Linked DNA regions of Homo sapiens: region 2 is linked to region 1. The links are chromatin contacts, found by Hi-C in ENCODE. All regions are on one chromosome and are shown on one strand. The core of a region is the stretch at or near the end of the contact, and the rest is flanking DNA. Distances in the headings are between cores, read along the strand shown.

Evidence for each region. A loop is a pair of places that touch in the nucleus more often than their neighbours do. Pooled maps may share reads with other maps.
Region 2: a pooled map shows a loop between it and region 1 (2.9-fold over the local background). The contact joins two enhancer-like sites. A Hi-C loop is called at or near these places in 4 of 37 single-sample maps with no recorded cell type and 2 of 50 pooled maps.

What each region holds. Positions count from the first base shown.
Region 1 is chr12:94,256,487-94,259,539 of GRCh38, reverse strand. PLXNC1 (plexin C1) reads right to left here. Exons shown (of 31, transcript NM_005761.3): 18 at 165-203. Among named protein-coding and RNA genes, the nearest start is that of PLXNC1-AS1, 82 kb to the right of the region's middle. Within about 2 kb of position 1,384, at least 2 of the 41 ENCODE cell types and tissues checked have a DNase peak (open chromatin) inside an H3K27ac peak, as active enhancers do.
Region 2 is chr12:94,838,185-94,841,155 of GRCh38, reverse strand. No RefSeq gene overlaps it. Among named protein-coding and RNA genes, the nearest start is that of MIR492, 5.3 kb to the right of the region's middle. Within about 2 kb of position 1,660, at least 2 of the 41 ENCODE cell types and tissues checked have a DNase peak (open chromatin) inside an H3K27ac peak, as active enhancers do.

The DNA of each region.
Region 1 (3,053 bases), core at 135-2,634:
ACAATGGGTTTTCCAAGACAATGAATTATTCAATATTGAATTCATGATCCAAAAAAAACCCACAATAAAAATTCAAAGTAATAATAATAGAGATGATAGTGATGATGATAACACTATGAACATCAGGCAGTCACTGGGCTAAAAATGAAAACGTAGAGACTTACATGCATATCTTCAGTGAAGATGTGGGTGAAGCCACCTGACTGAGAGGAAGGAGACACTTTTATTATTCATAACATCCAAAGGAAATGAAGAGTGTATTTTTGTTATAATACCCAAGTCCGTTTTAATAAAGTAGAGACACTATTTGCTAATCTGAAGCGCCCCTGGGTTTATGGTGGCTGCGTATTCTCTAATACATAATAAATAATTATTCAGCTTTCAAGAAACGCCACTGAATTCCGAAAGCCTCTAAGAATAATAATTATCATGGCATTAGTTCCAGGTTTGGTAGATGAAGGTATCATCCCACGTTTTAGAAGAAGTGATTTAAGAGTTAAAGAAGGGGTCATTGATGAAGATTATGCAAATATCAGACCCCTCTTCAAGCAATTTACCTTCTAAAGATAAAGACTAAATTACGTTGTTAAGTTTTACAAGTCTTACCTAAGTAGCATCTACTGTTTCAATACACAATGATATTGAAAGACAGGGGGTAGTTAAAAGCATAGAATCTGGACCAAACTACTTGGGTTCCAGTCCTGGTTTTAATCACATACTGGTCACATGACGTGGGATGTGTTACCTAACCTCTCTGTGTCTGACTTGCCTCATCTCTGAAATGGGGACAGTAATGGTTCCCACCTCAGAGGTTTAGTGTGAAAATAAAATGGGTGCAGAGTAAGTGCCCTGTGTCAGTTATCATTACTGGTTTTATTCCTAATTTATAGCAAACTAGACCACAATGCTATCACCCCACTGGTTTCTAAATGCTAGGTAGCTCTGGAATATAAAAAGGGTTTATAGTGTATCATCAATCTTATTAAAAATCAATGGTTAAACTTTAAAAGTATGTTAAGCAATACTTTAAGTCCACAGAATGAGACTCTAAACTCAAAACATTCAAGTTTTTCTTCTTTTTTGATAATAATAGAAACTTTGAGCTAATTTTATATCTTGTGAAGTAAATTTCTTCTGTAGAGAATTTTGCTTCATAGTTTCAAATCTGCAAGCCCAAGCAAAAGACCTGAAACTATTTTGGCCATATCCTCCCCTAGTAAAAAGCAAAAAAGCCCCAAAAAAACAAACCAAAAAAACCCCCAGACCCTAGGTTTGCATTTTCTGGTTCTTAATATTTTTCTGCTGAACCAACTTCATGTAAATAGACAGGAGAAACAGGTTGATTCTTAATCGTAAATACGGAAGTGCCGCCCTGGTTCTCTCTGTGTGTTTTTTTGTTTGTTTTGTTTTTTTGAGACGGAGTCTTGCTCTGTCGCCCGGGCAGGAGTGCAGTGGCGCGATCTCGGCTCACGGCAACCTCTGCCTCCCGGGTTCAAGCAATTCTTTATTTTTTTTTGAGACGGAATCTCCCTCTGTCGCCCAGGCTGGAGTGCAGTGGCGTGATCTCGGCTCACTGCAACCTCCGCCTCCCAGGTTCAAGCAATTCTTTTTATTTATTTATTATTTTTTTTGAGACAGAGTCTCGCTCTGTCGCCCAGGCTGGAGTGCAGTGTGGCGCTATCTCGGCTCACTGCAAGCTCCGCCTCCCAGGTTCACACCATTCTCCTGCCTCAGCCTCCCGAGTAGCTGGGACTACAGGCGCCCGCCACCATGCCTGGCTAATTTTTTTGTATTTTTAGTAGAGACGGGGTTTCACTGTGTTAGCCAGGATGGTCTTGATCTCGGGTTCAAGCAATTCTCTGCCTCAGCCTCCCGAGTAGCTGGGATTACAGGTGCACGCCACCATGCCTGGCTAATTGTGTATTTTTAGTACAGACGGGGTTTCACCATGTTGGCCAGGCTGGTCCCTAACTCCTGACCTCAAGTGATCCACCCGCCTCGGCCTCCCAAAGTGCTGGGATTACAGGCTTGAGCCACCGCGCCTGGACCCGTGGCTCTCTGAGTTTTAAGGCTGCTTCCTCCTTTCATTCAAATTTCCCTTTTCTTCAGCTTAGATCCTCTGCCTACCCTTATTTCTTCTCCTACTTTATGCAAAGCAAAGAAGAGTCAATAAAATAAAAAGCAAGGCTTTAAAAGCCAAAACCGACAGGCAGAGCAAAGAACCCTGGCCTCCTTTGAGAACCTACAATCTCCTCTGGATTTTGCCTGTTGCTTTTTTGTAGGTGCTGAACACCCAAATCCTACCCCCACAGCCCCCAACCTCCAGGCCTAGAGGATTCGGCTTCTGATCAATCCATAAAGAGCCTAATTAATACCAGGACTTATCTGCAGCCTGGAATGCATTTAAGTGGCATTGTCTTCTTACGATCTGTTTCCCTGTTCTATCTTTTCTTAATTATTATAAAATCAGTTTTGACTTAGGTCTTCTTGAAAGGGTTCTGACAAATTTATGCATGTTTTTTCCTGGGTTCTCTCCTTTAAACAACTTCTGACTTCAATTTTTATGACTTTCCCAGTTGTTTTTCAAGATTATACACAACACTGAGTTAAATCAGTTTGCCTCCTTTGCAACTATCTCTCTTCTCCTAAAATAAGGTAGCATTGTTCCTGGGATCTTTTTTTTTTTTTTTTTTTTGGAAACACTCAACTTGCAACAGTGTTCCTTTACATTCATTACTCTATCTTGTTCTTGATTACCAAATTTAGAAGATAAGAACATTTCTTTTTTCAGGCCACAGATTATTCAGCACTCAAGGGCAATCATTAACTGTAAAAGCCCACACAGCATTCATGTTGATAGTCAAAAATCTCCGTTATTTTATTGCTTTTAAATTCTTAATGGGGATCTCAGATAGCTCAGAAATAGGACTCGTGATGCAACCTTTGCAGAAGCCCCACACAGTCATCCTGATTCGGGGAATCGAATTCCTTTCCCCAGGCGGTGTTCTGCCATAGAAATGGATGAGGTGGCAAATGGTAGATCTCGGTGCCTC
Region 2 (2,971 bases), core at 411-2,910, 580 kb before region 1:
AACAGCAACAAGAGTCTTACCCAAAGATTAAACAAATAAAATATGAACTAAAAGGCATACGTTTAGGTGATGAGAACTTTATTTTTTGAGACGGAATGTCACTTTGTCTCAAAATCATATAGTTCATTGCAGCCCAAAACTCCTGGGCTCAAGTGGATTCTCCCACCCCAGGCTCCCCTCCTGCCTCAGCCTCCTGAATAGCTGGGAGCACAGGCATATGCCACCATACCTAGCTAATTTTTTATTTATTTATTTTTAAAGACGGGCTCTTGCTATGTTGCCCAGGCTGGTCTAGAACTCCTGGCCTCCCAAAGCACTGGGATTATAAGCATGAACCACTGCGTCTGGTTGATGAGAACTTTTAAATAAATGCTTTCCTTTAAGGTGATGGGGAAGATTTTATCTTTTCTTCTCATTCATGACTTGTTGAGAGTTTCGTGACAGCATATCTCTTGAGGAAGCACTAAGCATTTAATCAAGAAAGAGAGAGGAGAAAGCAAAACCTCTCTGTAAATGAATTAATATTGATGCACTTTCAGAATTTGTTCTTTGGGTGTGTTAATAACTCATTCTATGCGGGTCTTCAAAGTGCTGAGTGATGGGACCATAGCCAGAAGCAACAGGCTAGAGCCTTGCCATGCTTGGGGGCTTATCACTTTTCATCCAGGTCCTCGCAGCAGTGGTAATTAGGAAAGACCCTTGGGGTACAGCCTCCAGTGAAAATAGAGGATACATGCTGTTCCTCCTGGATGCATGGTCATCATGGCTATGGTATTCATTAGTGAGAGAGGCTCTGATGCATCCCAAACTGGGGGTGTCTGGGCAACCTCAGGGATTTTATGGGAACCTGAAGCCTTAGGATACACGTGCTGCATCTTCTTGGAGCATTGCTTTGTTTGGTTTAGTTTTCACACTTTTTTTTTTTTTTTTTTGAGACAGAGTCTCACCTTATCGCCCACGCTAGAGTGCAGTGGCGCGATCTCAGCTCACTGCAACCTCCACCTCCCGGGTTCAAGCGATTCTCCTACCTCAGCCTCCTGAGTACCTGGGATTACAGGCGCGTGCCACCACACCCAGCTTATTTTTATATTTTTAGTAGAGACAGGGTTTTATCATGTTGGCCAGGCTGGTCTCGAACTCCTGACCTCAGGAGATCCACCCACCTCGGCCTCCCAAAGTGCTGGGATTACAGGCATGAGCCACCACGCCTAGCCTAATATGAGTATCTTAAACAACATGGTATGTTCATCAAAATGAAAACATTTACCTTGGTACAACACTGTTAACTTTAGTTGTTAACTACATACTTTATTCACATTTTCCCAGTTTTTCCTCGAATGTTATTTTCTGTTCCAGGATCCAATCCACATTTTATTTAGTTGTCATGTCTCCTTAGTCTCCTCCGATGTATGATACTTTCATCTTCCCTTGTCTTATATGGCTGCTATAGTTTGGATGTTTGACCCTTGCTAATCTCATGTTGAAATCTGATTTCCAGTGTAGGAAGTGGGTGCCTAATGGGAGGTGTTTGGGTCATGGGGGTGGATCCCCAGTGAATAGCTTGGTGCTGTCCTTGTGGTAATGAGTGAGTTTTCACTCTGTTAGTTCCCATGAGAGCTGGTTGCTAAAAAGAGCCTAGCACCTGTACTCTCTTTCTCTCTCTTTTTTTGTGATAAGGTCTTGTTCTTTCACCCCGGTTGAAGTGGACTGGTGTGATCACGGCTCACTGCAGCCTCAACCTCCTGGGCTCAAGAGATCATCGCACCTCAACTCCCCGAGTAGCTGTGACTTAAGGCACGCATCACCTTGCCCAGTTAATTTTTCTATTTTTTGTAGAGATGGCGTTTCACTATGTTGTCCAGGCTGGTCTCGAACACCTGGGCTCAAGAGATTCTCCCCTTTTGGCCTCCCAAATTGTTGGGATTACAAACATGAGCCACCGTGCCCGGCCCCTCTCCTCTCTCTTGCTTCTCCTCTCACCATGTGATCTCTGCACACACCAGTTCCCTTTCACCTTCTGCCATGAGTGGGAGCAGCCTGAGGCCCTCACCAGAAGCAGATGCTGGCACCATGCTTCTTGAATAGCCTGCAGAACCATGAGCCAAGCATGCAGATGTTGCTTTATAACAACACTAAAAGGCTTGAGACGTATGACCTTGACACTTTTGAAGAGTCGTGTTCAGGCATTTTATAGAATGTTCTTCCATTTGGGTTTGTCTAGTGTCTTCTCAGGATTAGACTGAGGTTATGGACTTTGGGGACAAATACGATTCAGGTGATACGCTGTTCTCACTGCGTCCTTTGAAGGAGTACATGATGTCAAGATGGCTTGGTACTGGTGATGTCTCATGTCTGCTAGGTTTCACTACTGTAAGGTTACTGTCTTTCCCTTTCCATCATTGATTAAGTAGAGAGGAATCACCAAGTCCAGCCCATACTCAGGGCATGGGGGGATTAAGTTCCACCTCATGGAGGAGTATCAAAGAGTCTGTGGACATATTTTAAAACCACCACAGTAATTAATATTTGTATTAGTATTCAGCTAGGAGATATTTTAAGGTTGTGCAGATAATGTTTCTCCATAAAGTTTCACACATTAATTTTATCTTCATCAGTGGATCTTGTTAAAGCAGTTATTACTATGGTGTTTAATCATGATTTCTTCTTTTCTTTCTTAAAAAAAAATTTATAAACTGTAAAGTTCTGTATTAATGTCCATAATCCTGCTGTCACCGAAAGTGCAACAGCTGATCATTCCCAGGAAGACTGAAGGCCATAATTTTTTTTAGGGCAAACATTTCTGCTCCAGTGAAATACAGGTGATTTTCTATTTTCCTAATTCTTTCTATAATTATTAATTGGAATTCTTTTGTAAGGAAGATCTGTCCCTTTTGCTATATTTACTTAGTCACTTATTTATTTCAGTATAGGCTCACAGATATTTGTTTTATTCTATGATCTTATACTACTA